2 separate regions of the Mus musculus genome follow, and region 2 is linked to region 1. A link is a loop called in an ENCODE intact Hi-C map of the cell type or tissue named here. Cell type or tissue: gastrocnemius. All regions are shown on one strand.

What was found. A loop is a pair of places that touch in the nucleus more often than their neighbours do. Peaks named below come from ENCODE experiments on the same cell type or tissue, not always from the same donor. Only the 100,000 strongest peaks of a DNase experiment are listed, where the experiment ranks them.
Region 2: it touches region 1 in a loop (2.6-fold over the local background); 2 of 42 quality-filtered maps call a loop at or near these places.

What each region holds. Positions count from the first base shown.
Region 1 is chr1:138,907,558-138,915,557 of GRCm38, reverse strand. No RefSeq gene overlaps it. Among named protein-coding and RNA genes, the nearest start is that of 1700019P21Rik, 35 kb to the right of the region's middle. In gastrocnemius, a CTCF peak has its summit at 3,171; no DNase peak of the experiment used is centred here; H3K4me3 peaks cover 1,478 bases; H3K27ac peaks cover 1,572 bases.
Region 2 is chr1:139,065,189-139,073,188 of GRCm38, reverse strand. The region is part of intron 9 of Dennd1b (DENN/MADD domain containing 1B); the gene reads right to left. Among named protein-coding and RNA genes, the nearest start is that of 4930596I21Rik, 92 kb to the right of the region's middle. In gastrocnemius, no CTCF peak of the experiment used is centred here; a DNase peak (open chromatin) is centred at 3,993.

The sequences.
Region 1 (8,000 bases):
GTGATGAGTTGTGTAAAACGGAATTGAATTCCTTCAATCTAAATCCCTTGCTCAATGTTAAGCAGCCATTCGCCTGCGTTCTAAGCCATTCGCCTGCGTTCTAAGCCTCTTTCTGAACATAAGATAAAGGTACTCATCAAAGGATTAACTTTGTTTGTTTGTTTGTTTGTTTTTTCGAGACAGGGTTTCTCTGTTTAGCCCTGGCTGTCCTGGAACTCACTCTGTAGACCAGGCTGGCCTCGAACTCAGAAATACGCCTGCCTCTGCCTCTGCCTCCAGAGTGCTGGGATTAAAGGCGTGCACCACCACGCCTGGCAGAATGAACTTTTGAATAAGACACCAAAGCAGTGTGGAAAACAACAAACAAACAAACAAACAAACAAACAAAATTCTCCAAATTGCTTATATGAACTCTTTAAGGTTTATGCATGTCAAAGAGACATATTAAATTTCAGTTCCTGAAATATTTTTTCTATTCCCAAGATAAGGCAAATTCTTCCCTTTTCTTTCGACCCACCAACAAGAAGATTGTTTTCTGTTTCCTGACAAGTAGGTGGCATAAAACAAAACCTAGGAAACTCTGGTTCCTTAATAGTTTTACTCTTATTCAAATGACACAGTTTGCAACTCAGACACAGTTTATTAGGCCCACTATGTGGCAGACACACTTTGGAATTTAGAATTCATACAGAAAACTTTAGAATCTATTGTTACATGTCAGCCTATGTACTACTATATTCCTTCCTGCCACTCAAAAAAACCAAACAAACAAAAACCTATAACATCAGCCACATGGTGGTGATGCATGTTTTTAATTCCAGTACTCTGGAGGCAGAGGCAGGCACATCTCTTAGTTTGAGGCCAGCATGTTCTACAGAAGAATGTGTTTCAGGACTACCAGAGAAACCCTGTCTCAAAAACAAACAAACAAACAAACAAACAAATGCAAAAAACCATAACCATCTAATTATCATTACAATGATTTGTCTATATCCTCTCAGAGGTTTTTGAGCTTGCCAAGGCTTGAGTTTTTACGTAAAGTGTTCATTTTTCTACACCCCACCCCCGTGTCTAATACAGGGTTAGGCATAAGAGAAGACATATAGTAAATATGTTGAAATACATGGGTGGAGAAAAATAAAAAGCATAGCAAAAACTGAATCCCAGGGGTCAAGGATGCTCAAGACCATATTGTTAAACAGCAAAGCTGAGACTAGAATTCCAACTTCAAGAGGGAGTTAGTGAAATATAATGTCATGCTCATATTCACTGCTAAATTTGCAAACACTGAGAGAGTGTAAGAAAGAACAACAGGGGCAGAGGGGGGGGGCAACGTTCTTTGGTACAAAACAGGTAAAACAATTTTCTTTTTAGTCTGTCTGGCTTCCCAAACTCAAAGCATCTATGATGCTACAAAGATGAACCTTATCTGTTCAGAGAAAGACCCTCGTTGTTCATGGTATGTTTACCATGAATAAGCTAGAATTTATTATTCACGCTCCTTATACTACATATGACTCCCCCCCTCAAATAGTTGGCAAAAAGCAGTAAGTCCTTCTACTGTTTCCTTCAGTTCCACTATGAGGTCCTAATCACAGGGGTTTATCACTCATAATACTAAATTATTATATTTTATGTAGAAATATAGAAATGTTCAAAGTGTATATATTAGTAAAATTTAAATATATTTATCACTTTGGAATTATCCCACAGAAATAAATTTATAACATTTTTTAATAACAGAAACAAGTGTGAATACATGATCCAAAACTGTTCCATGGAGTTTCCTATATTTGGACACAGGTCAGAGGTCGGCACATTCTGCAGGCAAGAGTTCCATCGAATTCTGGGAAACCCTTATCTTTGTGGCCATGAAAACTCCCCTGCCAGGTAAGTACAACACAAAAGAAAAAATCTTCAAATTAGGGGCTGGAGAGATGGCTCAGCAGTTAAGAGCACTGACTGCTCTTCCAGAGGTCATGAGTTCGATTTCCAGCAGCCATTGGTAATGGGATCTGACACCCTCTTCTGGTGTGTCTGAAGACAGCTACAGTGTCCTCATATAAATAAAACAAATAAATCTTTAAAAAAATCATCGGACTAAATAAAATTTGATATTGTCTTATAGTATGTGTCCTTCAAAGTCTGTCAGCTACAATCATGACAGAAAACACGAGAGTAGAACGCAGCTCCAAGGAACGCGAGGGAAGACACGCTACACTTCGGATTTTGAGTTATTTTCATTCATGGTAATAATTGCCAAAAGACAGGGTCATTTTCCAAGAAATTTATGTTTTGTTTTTTTGGACTCTCTGCTCCAGCTGGTGTAGCGATTTCAGAGTACTCCGTTCCAAATCTCAGTTCCAGCTCCTCGCTGTTTTATCTCCCACCCTGATCACCAAGGAGGGGCTCACAGGTCCTGAGGGGACAGAGGGAGGGGGAAGGAGGAGGAATTCCTCTTGACTCTTAAAGCCCAGTGTTGACCCACATTTTTTAGGGTGATATAGCCATTTAGACACACTGACTACAGATATACTCCCTGCTTCTGGTTTTTTTCTACGCAAGGGAAGACAGGCTGTTTTGCAGTAACCTTTTCCACTCCTGCCCACGCTGGTGGCTCCAGACCATGCTTTAAATCATTGTCTTCATGAGCTACAAGTAAACGCTCTCGCAAAGCGCTTCAAATTCAATGGCATATTGTAAATCACATGCTGGCTTTTTCAATTGCCTGGACATTATTTTTGAAGATCTTTAACTATTTTTTTTTAAGTGCAGCAGATTTGTGGGAAAAAAAAATTGGCCAAACTTTCTATATCATTTGCCAAATTCTGAATTTTAACTGTAGACTTTCCATTAATCTCATCGTTAGTTTTAATAGATGTGCTCTTTGGTGCTCAGTAAACAATAATTTCCTTTTACTGATTATGATATTGTCCTTCAGAGTCAGGTCTCACCAAGTCACACAATGACTTCCGACTGAAAACTCTCCACAATGTCTCCTAGCACCCAGGGGGATAAACAGAGATGGAAGCCAGACCCATTTCTCACTCTTGTGAAACACCTTGGCTCCGTTAGCGTCCATGTCCTCCTCAATGTGGCAATGCTGTCAGGCTTTTCCTCACGTAGTTTCGACAGCTTCCTAGTGCGCCCTCTCTGTCCTTAGAGAACACAGCAAAGGTTTCTCTTTCTTCCTGTGCCGAGAATTCATTTTGAACATTTTTCTGGTGTGTCAGCTTAGGTAATCACACAGACATGCTCTACCAATGATGTCATCTTATTTGTGTCTCTCTAAGTCCCACCTACTCTCACCATCCTCTGTACAATGAAAACGATAGAAAGCTGTAGGTGCTGAGAGAATATACACACATAAACAAACTGCCTGGCTCATGCTAAGTGCTAAACGTGTTGGTATACTTCTTCCCTCTGTGCCCTACAATTTAATTTGTTTTATGTGGCTCAGTCCTGACCTCCCAATAAAATGCCCCCAAAGAAATAATTATATATACCTTTACTTTGAAGCTTACAAAACTATGTTCTGGGAGAAGCCTGTGGGACTCAGGAGAAGTCGTAGGGAGATAATCAACTGGAATTTGAATTAACTTGTTTCCTGAAATAGATTAATGAATGTTTGTGGAGACTGAGTTGGGTGCTCATGTTGGGAAGAGAGGCTCTTGGTACTTCTTGCTGATATCCTTGTGGGCAAACCTAAACAGTCTGCCTGACTCAGTGCTGGCTCTGCCACTTGAAGAATGCTTCTGGGACTCCCCTTCCTCTTCTGTGAAATAGTGGCAGTGGTGTTCCTATTCATTAATTGGTTCTATCAAATGAGTATGCAAGCATATGCACACATATGCAGTTTCATTCACATGAATGGCATATAAATGCTTGCTGCTGTAATGATTTTACCATTGTTGTTGTGCTGTCCTTAACTGTGGACAAGATGCAGCAGGAAGCATGATAACTTGGTGGAAGGGTGCAGTCTGTATTCAGACAGATCTGGCAGGTCTATCTATATCTAACTTGGATATATCTATATCTAGATATAGACCTGTCTATAGCTAACATATATCCCATATATATTAACTCACTTGATACCTGTTCTTTAGTATACAAAACAAGGCCAATACCTGTATATTATTACTTTCTTATCTCTTTAGATGTGATGATAGTTCCAAAACTAGGGTTGGTGGCAGGTGGTATTTACAATTCCAGTACTTGAGAGCCTGTGTGTGGCTCTTAAAAGGACCATGAATTCAGGGCAAGCCTATGCTATCGAGGGAGATACTGGCTCCCAACCTTGCAAAAAATATACTAATTATAAAGTAATTAATACTGTGGCTAGTGCAAAGAAGGTCTTAAAAATGAAATTGATATGGATATCATTGTTGTGTTATTTTATTTCTTTTACTTTAAAATGGGCCATTATTTTATTTTTATTTTTTTAATGAAAGAAATACTAGCTAATTAACAATGGGCTATTAAGATAAAATGTATTCTATTTTCAGGTAACAAAGAATAAAGGAAAATGTCTTAAAGGTTGATTAAATATACTAGTTTTGCTACATGAAGGATGACAAAATAATCCTCTGTAGCACATCCACAGACTTGGAACTAGAGGCTGTGGGAAGCAACATTTGAAGTATAGCCAGTCCTTCGCTGGGTCAGATGTTTCAAGGCCTGAGGGTGTGACAATATTGTTTTTGTTGCCACAAGCACGGCAGAAAGCTACTGGGAATGTATGTCTTTACATGGATTTTTTTCTTTTCCCCCAATATCTTGACATAAGTGATTCATCTAAACACAGTGAAACTAAGCTGTTGGTGGAATGTTACCATTATATATTATTATAATGGCCTGCTCCCAGGCATCTCTGTTTTAAACTCTAAACCAACCTGAACATAAACTGCGTTTCCCATCTCTTTAGTTTGGTAGATTTTTCCTTTTTAATTCCAGTTATACATTTTACTTCATTTGCTCTGGGTAATCATGAGAAAAGTTTCTCCTTTTCTTTTTCTGGTTCTCAGACCCTACAGAATAAACTGAATTGGGAGAAGCACTGCGACCAGATGTTTGATAGGCACAAGGAAAACAAAGAGAAATCTTTATTCTTTGGGGGAAACTAAATTCCGAGAGTGTGGCCCTGACCGGGTAGACAAGGAGCTGGGCTCTCTCCTTGCCTGAGCACATCTTCTGATTAGCTTTGCTTGAAGGCTGACCGGGATGGGCACAGTGTCTTTCTCATTCACATCTAGGCGATTTGGGGGTGTTAAATTTTACACAGAGAACTAAGACCTTTGCAATGCCAGAATCTAAATCATTCCTGCCACGGAGTCTAGTCTAGCACCATGCCTCATCAGATAAATGCTGCTTGCTCTGTGTCATAAGAGGTTTGGAATCAGCTAACTTTAAAGTTTTACAATATAACTATTTCCTTTTCGTTCCTACTTGTTCTTCATTCAATATCAATCTCTAAATGGCTTTTTAAAGAAATTGTGCCTTATTTTATTTCCAAGAAATGCTAGGGTGTGCATTCCTAGTCCAATTGGTGAACATATGGCTCTCATCTTCTTGGCACTACAGGGTGGAAAAGGCCAATTATCTGAGATCAAGAAAAGATCACAGAATAGGAACGTGTGTGGTAGAAGGGCGACACCCATGCATATTTGCACAACCTTTCTATTTATAGCTGCAGCATGTATGTGCTGCCTCCAGCCAACAGGGATATAGTTGGTGTCCACTGGAGAGTATTAGATACTAGCCAAGTGCTGGAAGACATTCCCCCTCCCATGCAGCAGGCACTCCTTTGTGCTATTTTGAAGCAATGTGGGCAAGACTCTTTGTTACAAAAATAATATAAATATATTTCCTAAGTACAGCTAAACAGCAATTATTTAGATGCAATGGTAATACTACTGAGTAAAGCTGGAACACACACACACACACACACACTCGTCCCACCACACCAATTTAAGATGGAACACAGTCAATTGGCCACAGCATTCCTGATAAGTGTCTCCAGCCCTGATTCTTCTTTGTAAGATGAAGAAGAGGGACAATTTGAAACAATCATTAACCGCCTGCTGTTTGAAGGCAGTGCTGACCAACAGTAATCAGGCAAACATTTGCTTAGGAGAAGGCTTGATGCTCAAGCTCGCAGCCATGACAACAATAGCATCCTAAGTAAATGTACTTTTGGTCAGGCATGTTGGCACATGCCCAAGAGCCCAAAATCATTCTTCGAGATTTCAAACAGTAGAATTGTATACGAGTCTTAACTGTGATAAAAATCAGTAATTCCAACACAAAGCCAAAAGAGTCTCAGAATAAAACTTTAAACTATGAAAGGGTAAAACCTCCCCTAACTCCTTGTTCTAAAGACTGTGCTAAGTGGCTTTCCCAGAGAACAGACTCTGAGATAAAGTTGGGTCATATGCGGGTATGATATGTATAAAATGAGGAAGAATGAGTGGGGGAGGTTATTAGATCTGAATGCAGAACTGATAAGATTTCTGCCCCTTGCATGGATTCCAGAATCAAAAATGTCTTCCAGGGCATCTTACATTAGGTCGAAATAGCTTGAACATTGACTAGTTCTTTGTTCAGTCATCGTCTGGGGAACCCCTTCCCAGCGACAGCATGAACAAGAGATGGGTCAGACGAAGGTAATAGCTGGACACAGCCATCCATCTACACACTTTACATCTGACAAATGAGACTGTTTCTGAAAAATGGTTCCGAGTGGGGCTTCCTTATGAGCTACAAAGATAATCTCCTGTATTTTCTTTCAAAACAAAATAATTTTTCCACCATAAATATGTTTTTGAGTGAAGTATTCTTGAATTAGAGCTTTAAATTTCTCTGTCATTCACTAAATCATCCATCGCTTCCTGAAGAATTTGAATGTAGCCGTCTAATGAGACTTTGGAGGTGTTGTGGGATAATAGATTTGGAGGGCTGGAAGGAAAATCCCTTAATTTTTGTGCTATTTAAGGATTGCACACACAATACACTATTTGTGTGCATTATGATTTGGATCTCATTTTTTTAATGTCTAGTTGGTGAGCAAAGTGATAAATTCAGCTCTGATTCATGACACTATATTGTGAAAATACTCTAACACAGGTGATTGCAAGTAGACAATGCAATGTCACCTGGGGAAGAGGTGGGACAAGAAACATAGTCACACACAGTATAGAGTATTTCCTTAGACTGCTATCATAACTGCTAATAGCCTCAGGCATAGATAATTCTCATGCACTCAGTAAAATAATTAGTAAGAGATTAGCTTTGAGTATTACCTTTGTTTCAATACAATTCACTTAATCATATGTTCCTATTATACAATTTTAATAGCTCTTGGGTTTAATAGCCAAATCACTAACTTTTTAGAGATTTTAGAAATACAGGGAACTCAAGAGACAGCTCAGTGGTTGAGAGTGCTTATCTCTCCGGCAGAGGACCTGTTTCTTTGCCAGCACCTACATCAGGTGGCTCACAAATCTCCATTAACACCAGCTCCAGGAGATTTGATATCTTCCTTTGGCTTTTGTGGACATCTGAACACACATGGCACAGACTTCTTCAGATATACATAGACACATACATGTTTTTAATGAAGGGGAAAAAATGCCAATAGAGCTGGCATGGGCAACTCTAGTCCAACACTGTAACCTGGACCATTGCCTGTTATAACAGAGTAACTTCAGGACACATGCACAAGGTCTTGGACATGAGAATCTGCTCCACAGTGCTATTTATATTAAGGAAACTCAAAAAATGACAGAATTATCCATAAGGACAAAGTCGATAATCTTCAAATAGGGCCATGTCAATTAGGCCTTCATACAACAACAGAGATCAGCCTCAAATGAAAATTGCAAATAAGCATAACAACAAATATGTAAAAATGTAATATGCACATACATATTTTGGATCCACTTTAGAAAAATATGCATATTTAGTTAAAGTGTAAAAAGCATGAAACACACAGACAGCACTGT
Region 2 (8,000 bases), 160 kb before region 1:
TCTGGGCTGGTAGTCTTGGTTTTATAAGAGAGCAGGCTGAGCAAGCCAGGGGAGGCAAGCCAGTAAAGAACATCCCTCCATGGCCTCTGCATCAGCTCCTGCTCCCTGACCTGCTTGAGTTCCAGTACTGACTTCCTTTGGTGATGAACAGCAGTATGGAAATGTAAGCCAAATAAACCCTTTCCTCCCCAACTTGCTTCTTGGTCATGATGTTTGTGCAGGAATAGAAACCCTGACTAAGACATATAGTAATCACATAATGTAGCCTAAACATGCTATAAAATCCTTTCAAGAATTCACCTTTTTATGAACTAAAGTAGCAAGAACCATCTTTGCATTCCACAAGAACCCAATGTGTGTTTTTCTTTGTGGCAGTGACTGCAAACGCCAGACTTGCTTTAATTCCACCTAACACCAGCGCACAGGAACTAGACATGACTGCTGACTGGGGAAGCTTTCTGCACTGACCCACTTAGAAAAAGATTTTTTTTTTTTTTTTTTTTAGTTTGGATTTTTTTTTCTGGGAAAAAGGGTTATGTGCCCTAAATTTTTTCTGTTTATAAATGTACTAAATCATAGCAGAAGAGGGTGTAGAAACAATGTAAGAGCCAGAGGAAATGGAGGAGACCAAATAAATAAGGTCTTCTAAATCAACGTGAGCGAAACTCAAATGAACTTACAAAGACAGAAGAAATATGCCCAGGGTCTGCACGGGTCGGCAAAAGGTCCTCTGGGCCTACTTTATATCTTCCAGTTGAGTGGGTTTTTGAACTCCTAAGTATATGAATAAGAAGGTCTCTGACTCTGGTACCCTCTCTTGTACTCTTTTCCTCTGTCATTCTATCTTATCCAACATTCATATCATAGTTTTTGTTTTAATCTCATATTTTTATATTTAAAATATAGATCAAATAATCCCATTATATTGTTAATTAATATGCAAACTATATTTCTATATATCAGGTATAGCTTAAAAGAAAAACTGACTGCCACTGAAGTGAATTTAGTGTGCCATGCCCCCTCCTCTATTTCTCATAATGAGAGGGTGTGCATGAGGTATGTATGTGTGTGCACAAGTGTGTGCAGTGCATGAGTTTGTACAGCCTAAAGCAAACATCACATATAGTTTTCTATTGTTCTCCATCCTTAAAAGTGGGGGGGGGTCCCCTTCTACTTTTAGCTCACCATTTAAGTTAGAATGGCAGGCTTGTGAGTCACTTGGATCAGCCTGTCTCCTCCCCTTCTATGGTAGGGTAATAGGTGTGGCCATCACAGCCCAGCTTTTATATAGGTACTAGGAATCTCAAACCAGATCCTCATGCTTGTGCAAAAGCAACTCATAGATCCTGAGCCGTCTCCCCAGTTCTGTTAAGAGTTTCTACTAAAATGATAGGCTTTGTTTCATTGATACCACTACAGAATCACAATTTGTAACTTTTAACATCTTCATACATAGTAACTGACATAAGAATTTTAACAAAGTCATCAAGATGAATCAGTAGAGGCTAGCCTCCAAGACTGAAAACCTGAGTTGATCCTCAGAATCCACATCAAAGAAGGCATGAACTGATTCCCCCACGTTCCCTCTAACTTACACACACACACACACACACACACACACACACACACACACACACACACACTGTGGCACACAGACATGCACATACAGGCACACAAAATGTAAATAGATTAATTTAAAATGTTTTGATCAATTTACAAAGAAATCAATACTCTAATTAATAACCTATTTCTAGAAAAATTTGCCAAATGCCAAGTATTTCTTTTAACATAAAGCTCTTCCTTTGTTTTGGGGTGTTAACTATTTCAAATTAACTCCCAGAGTAAAAGATTTATTTGAGCTTATACTTGGAAGTCACAGTTCACTGAGAGAAGTCAGGTCATAAAGTGGTTCAGAGCCCATGGAAGAACACCATTTACTGGCTTGCTCAGCTAGCTTTCTTTACAGCCCAGGACCTCCTACATAGGGATGGCACTGTCCTCATGAGACGGAGCACTCCTACATTAACATGCCAACAAACCAGTCTGATAGAGGCAATCTCCAACTGAGACTCCATCAGGGAAAAAAAATCGACAGCTGAAGCTTACTAGTAGACTAGGGAACTGTTTCTGAATTGGCAGATAAGATTACCCCCAGCCATGAAATCTATTTGCTAAAGAAGTACTGGCCACTGGCCGCAGTGACTGGTTTCAACAGACAAAAGGAAACAAGAGCAAAGAGGACTAGAAGTAGAGCCAAGGGTGTTTCTGTAGTAATTCTTGATACTATCTCAATGCAAATAAATGAATAATTTTAATAACAAGACAACAACAACCCCCATGACTAACTTGGAGATGCTTAAGGAACAAAAGACGGTGTCACTCTACCAAGAAAAACTCAGCCTTCTGAGGTTCTGGAGCAGGATGAAAATGAAGATGCATGGACAAGATGCCACATGCATCAAACACAGTCTCAGGGCCAGTTACAGGAACAAACACAGCAATTTCATTTATGGAGCACATGAAAATGAACAGTGAATACAAAACTAGTCTTACTGAGAGAGAGTCTTACATTTACCTCATACTATACAAAGGCCAAAAGAATCCTAAGCCAGGTCAGCTCACACACTGAACAAGAATCAACATTGCACTATAAATAAGCAGAACTAAAAAGAGTTCAAGATGGATTGACACTTTTTCCTGGAGTCATTAACATTTAGATCAGCTTCTTTAAAAATTAACATCCTGTAACAGAAAACACATACACAAAACCCATCATTTAAAAAAATAAAGTCTAGGGGTCTGGAGAGAAGGCTCAAGGGTTAAGAGCAGTGACTGCTCTTCCATCTGTAATAGGATCCGATGCCCTCTTCTGGTGTGTCTTAAGATAGCAGCAGTATATTCACATACATATAAATAAATAAATAAATTGTTAAAAACAACAACAACAACACAAAGTCTACATGTAAATTGGCCTCTCATGCATAAAAACACAATTTTGAAGTTAAGAAATTGCAACTTAATAAAAAAGCTCAAGGATTTCACTGATACTTCAACATCAGCCTAGCAGTGAGTATAGGACGTGTTCAGGAGTAAGAAGGATGGGAGGAGCTGGAAACTAGAATGTTTTATCAGGGGGAACCTTGAAAACACACCTGGGCAAGAATGAAAGGCATGATTTCATGTATTCACTCAAATGTCCTTTTGTTAAAGCCTGCTGTGCATGACTACTGCCTGAAGAGACAGTCTCCTGAGAGCGACCACATCTGACGAGAGGTCCAGCACAGAGTCCCTCAGGAAGCTGGGATACATTTGGCCCAAGATCCAGGTATTCTACTCTTGGGAATATACCCAAAGGACACTCTGTCCTACTACAGAGACAATAGCTTAACCATATATGTGTGTGTGTGTGTATGTGTGTGTGTATGTGTGTGTGCACGTGTACTCTATTCATAGTAGGCAGAAAACTGTAAACAGCCTAAATGTTCATCAAGAGATAAATGGAAAGAAAATGCACATTTATACTATGGAATGTTGCTCAGATGTTTTAAAAAAATGAAATTATGAAACTCTAAAGTTCATTAGTGGGAATGATGAAATACTAGGAAAAAGCATAAAGATATATTTGGTTTTATAACAGTCATGATTAAAGGGCAAAACTGCATGAAGGTTGAGAACACATTCTTTGAGAGTCAGACAGATTAGTTTAACTACACACTAGTTTTATGAGGATGGAAAGTTTGCCTGAGTTTTAAAAGATCTCTTTTTCAACTATCTACTTTAGACATCAACAACACTTATAACATAATGAGTGATAATTAAATCATTTTAAATTATTTGCTCATAACGATGACTAACACACTATGCACTGTTACAGAGATGATACTGATAATATCTTATGCAAATTGAGATGTTGGTGATCAATATATGTTACTGAAAGAAATGTCCATGAGAAGTGATCGTTCCCTTAACTAAGACAGTGGGCAGCTGGAATGGAGCCAGGGGTCAGAGAAAAGGAGCTGCAGAAGCAGGATCTAGGCGTCTCTGCTGGGGAAGATGCAGGAGTGGATGAGGTCATTGACCAAGTCAGCCCTAAGTAGTAAGGTATGATTATCAAAACAGACAAGGTCTCTGTGAAAATGTTGAGTTCGGTATCTACAGTCAGGTGCTTGACAGTTTATAACCAGAGGGCACACATCAAAAGAAAAATGCTGCCAAACTCCAACATAAGAATTAAAAAAAGAAGAAACCATACAAATACAGAAATCAAGTTATCTTCAGCAGCAGTTTGGGCAAAGAACGGAGAAGACGACAGACAGACAGACAGACAGACAGACAGAGACAGATGATAGGTAGGTAGATAGTAGATAGATAGTAGATAGACAGACAGACAGATAGATCTTTTCTTAAACTTCATGTTTATAATCAATAGCACAAAATCAAGTCATCATCCTTCTATATAAAACCTAATTGAGGTACCAGAAATCCTCCAAGATCAATGCTGTGGTGAGCAGCATTGTAGGAGCCAAGCTGGTAGAATCTGCATGGTAACTGAATGCACCACTAACAGGATGCCATGGCTGTCATATAAAACCTCCTGATGTATGAAGTGAAGGCCAACTGTGTATTTTTAAAAGACAAAGGCTGCTAAGCTCAGCCAGAAAAGGGTGCACACTTCCCTGGAAAAAGAGGGAAACTGTGAGACAGGGGAAATAGTGCTGAGAGTTTTTAAAAGGCCTCTTCCTCCTCTTATTCCTCTTTCTCCCCCTCCTTTCCCTGCTCTCCCCCTCCTCCCCCAGCACCACACCAGCACCAGCAGCACCCTGCACACATGCCTTCCTGCAAAGTGTTTCACAAGCACCTCATCCCAGCCATCTCCCACTTAGTCACACTCAGAAAGCTCTGATGGAAATGTCTGTTCAGAGGGGCAGCGTATATATGTACATAATACACTGGTAAGCAGTCATTATCCACAGTTTCAGGAACTTATTCAGAATATGGGGATTGTAGGATAATGCAAAATTTAAAATTGTTCCTAGAAGACCTCTAAGAAAATTCCAGATCCAAAGTTTACACCGTGCTTCTCTGCTACCATCTTAAACCCAGGGCAAAAGCACTTCAATAATTTCCATCAGGAAGCAAACCTGGGTGCGTTCTGTTCTCTCAACAACTGCTCAGTCTTAATCTCCAGAAAAGCACAGTGTGGTTGAAGTTTCAGTTAAATGAAGATGTCCCCACTAAGAGAAGAAAAATTAATATATCCAATGTAGAGAATGATGTTAAAATGCTCTGGACTCTCTTAGTCAAAACCTTAAAAACTACTATCTAATAGCTGATTTTCTGATCACAAGATGTCTTTCTACATATGCCCTTGATAGAATTAATGAGAAGGTGAGAGAAAAGCATATGCTTGCATGCCTGGGGACAGCAATAACAAAGGAGAACGTATACTTTATTAACACAATTCCAGCACTCACAGCATACCACTCACTCTAAATATTCCAGAAATAGTACGCATCTATAATCAAATGTCTGTAAATGGTATGGGTACATCATTAAGAGGACGATACTTACCAACTATATGTTGGTCACAATAGTGCTAACATTTAGACATCTGCTTTCAAGAGATCCACTGCTTTTACCTGCTTCTACAAACCATAAACGTACACCCTAGTTAACATATTACTGACAGGATGATGAGAAAGAGCTCTTGTCAGATGCTGGCCAGCTGGGTGTTTGAGACAAAATGCACAGCCCCAGCTGACTAGTTAGAGGAAGTCTGGTGAGGTACAATTACAGAGGCATATGACAAGGCTTCACGCCTGACTGATTTGAGAACCCATGACATGGCTTTAAACAGCAGTCCTCCAGATCTACAATCACAATACAGCAATAAGTCAACTGATACAACTGTATAGAATCATGATTTATTTCTCTGCTTTGAATATATGAAACCATAAAATGAGGTTGTGCTAGTCTGCTAGGATTCACTCTGACTTAAAACATTAGGACTGCCTACAGCATGCATAAAATCAACAAGCTTGTTGAGACTTCCAGAAGCAATTCTGGGTACTGAACAATATATACATCAAAGAACACAAGCAAAACTGGTGATGTCCTAACTCATTACACTTAAGCACGTAAAAATATAGTAGTACTAACACTATACTACAGTTCTGCAAATGGGAAAGGACTCATTATAAGTTCTGAAACATAAAGAAATTGATAACTGGTTTGCATAACTTAAAACTAATTATAAAGTTTATACCTTCATGAAAATTACAAATTATCTTAATTGCAAACATTCTATGAAGAAAATCATCTTCAAGTTATCTGATTTACTACTACCAGACACCAGTGAAAATCCCCCTGCAAGTTCCTAGGCTGGCATCTATTTTATGTGAAAAGTATGATGAAAGAGTAATGGCCAAAGGAAAACAATCTCACAAAGTAGCAATAAAATTATCAATGTTAAGGCACTTTAGTGTGTATTCATTCTTAATAGCAACTCAAATGCCAACTACAGCTGTACAAAGTAACCAGGGGCTGTGAAACACAGCTTCATAAATTAATGTTGAGCACGACAAAGTATCTATAGTATATGAAAATACAAAATGTAAAAAAGTTTAGAACCAAGGCAATTATTCTTCCTTTGTGCGTTTTAGTGATTTCATTAAACATTTAAAAAACACACAAACTAATGTTCCTCTACTTTATGTTATAAGACCCTGACCTTCTGCATCACTCTGCACGTAGTTTATAGCACTTGCATTTATTCAGACTGCATATGCAAGAAAACTGTTCAAGGTAGTAAAGCCCCTTCCCATGCATAAGAAGGGTGAAGACATTACAAAAGCAAATTAGAATTATGCTTATTTTATCAGCCCAAATGACCCAGAAATGAAAGCAAAAGAGAACTAAAACATAAGATGGAACCAGGAGCTTTCATGGATTGCCATAAACAATTGATACGAGGCCCACCGTGAACACTGGAAATAATTCTGTTTAATAACAAGCTTTATTAAAATCTGCTTTTCAAAATAATAAGTCCAGAATACTAACAATGTTACATTGATAATCACTGACCAGATATACCATGCAGACATAATCCGAATCATTTCCTATTGGTGTGTCTCCTTACTCTCAACAGCCAACCAAGCACATCGAGATGGCTGTTCCTCTCACTTCACATGTGAAGAAGCAAAGTCAAATAAAGGTTACCCCACCATTAAGAGGGGGCTATATATTAAAAACCAAGAAAGACAGCAGTATTTTTCTAAAGCCTGGATTCAGATTTCCTCATGTGTTTTCCTAAACAGTCATTATATTTCACCCAAAGAGCTCATTCCCAGCTTGGTCCCCATTTGTTTAAGTTCTACCTCATTAGAGATGTAGTCTATCCACACACTCACTTTGTACAAAACACAAACCTACCACTCACCGCCAGCTTGGACATACTCATTTTATCTCTTATAACTTGGTACACATTCCATGGTCCACATGACACAACAGATCCTTTTTTGTTCAGCTGTTTAAGGATTGCACGCCAGTTTATATGAAGACACAAACTGGCCTTGGTTGTCTTACTGCTGAATTTGGCTAGGACAGTGGCAGGCACAAAAATACTGTATGTATGAATTACTTCCTAAAACTACAAGACAGCTCTTATAATAATCTTTGTCATGAGAATAATTCCTGTCAGAAATGTCTTTAGAATTTTAAAATTATGTGTGGAAAATGAGAAGTGAGAAAGGGAAGATCAAGAAGGAGCCCATGTGAGTGGCCAGCCCTGAATGGCCAAGGGAGAATCAGTCAGCCGGGTTCCTCAGCAGCTCTCAGAGGAAACACTAACTGAGTCACTCTCTAGTACTTACGTCCTGATGCTGTCGCCTCATATCTCCATATAATTCCTTTACATACAATTATTTTCAATATGAGCATATTTTCAATTTCAAAGGTAATGATTCTAACAATGTTACTCACTCTGTATCTGCAGTTTGCAT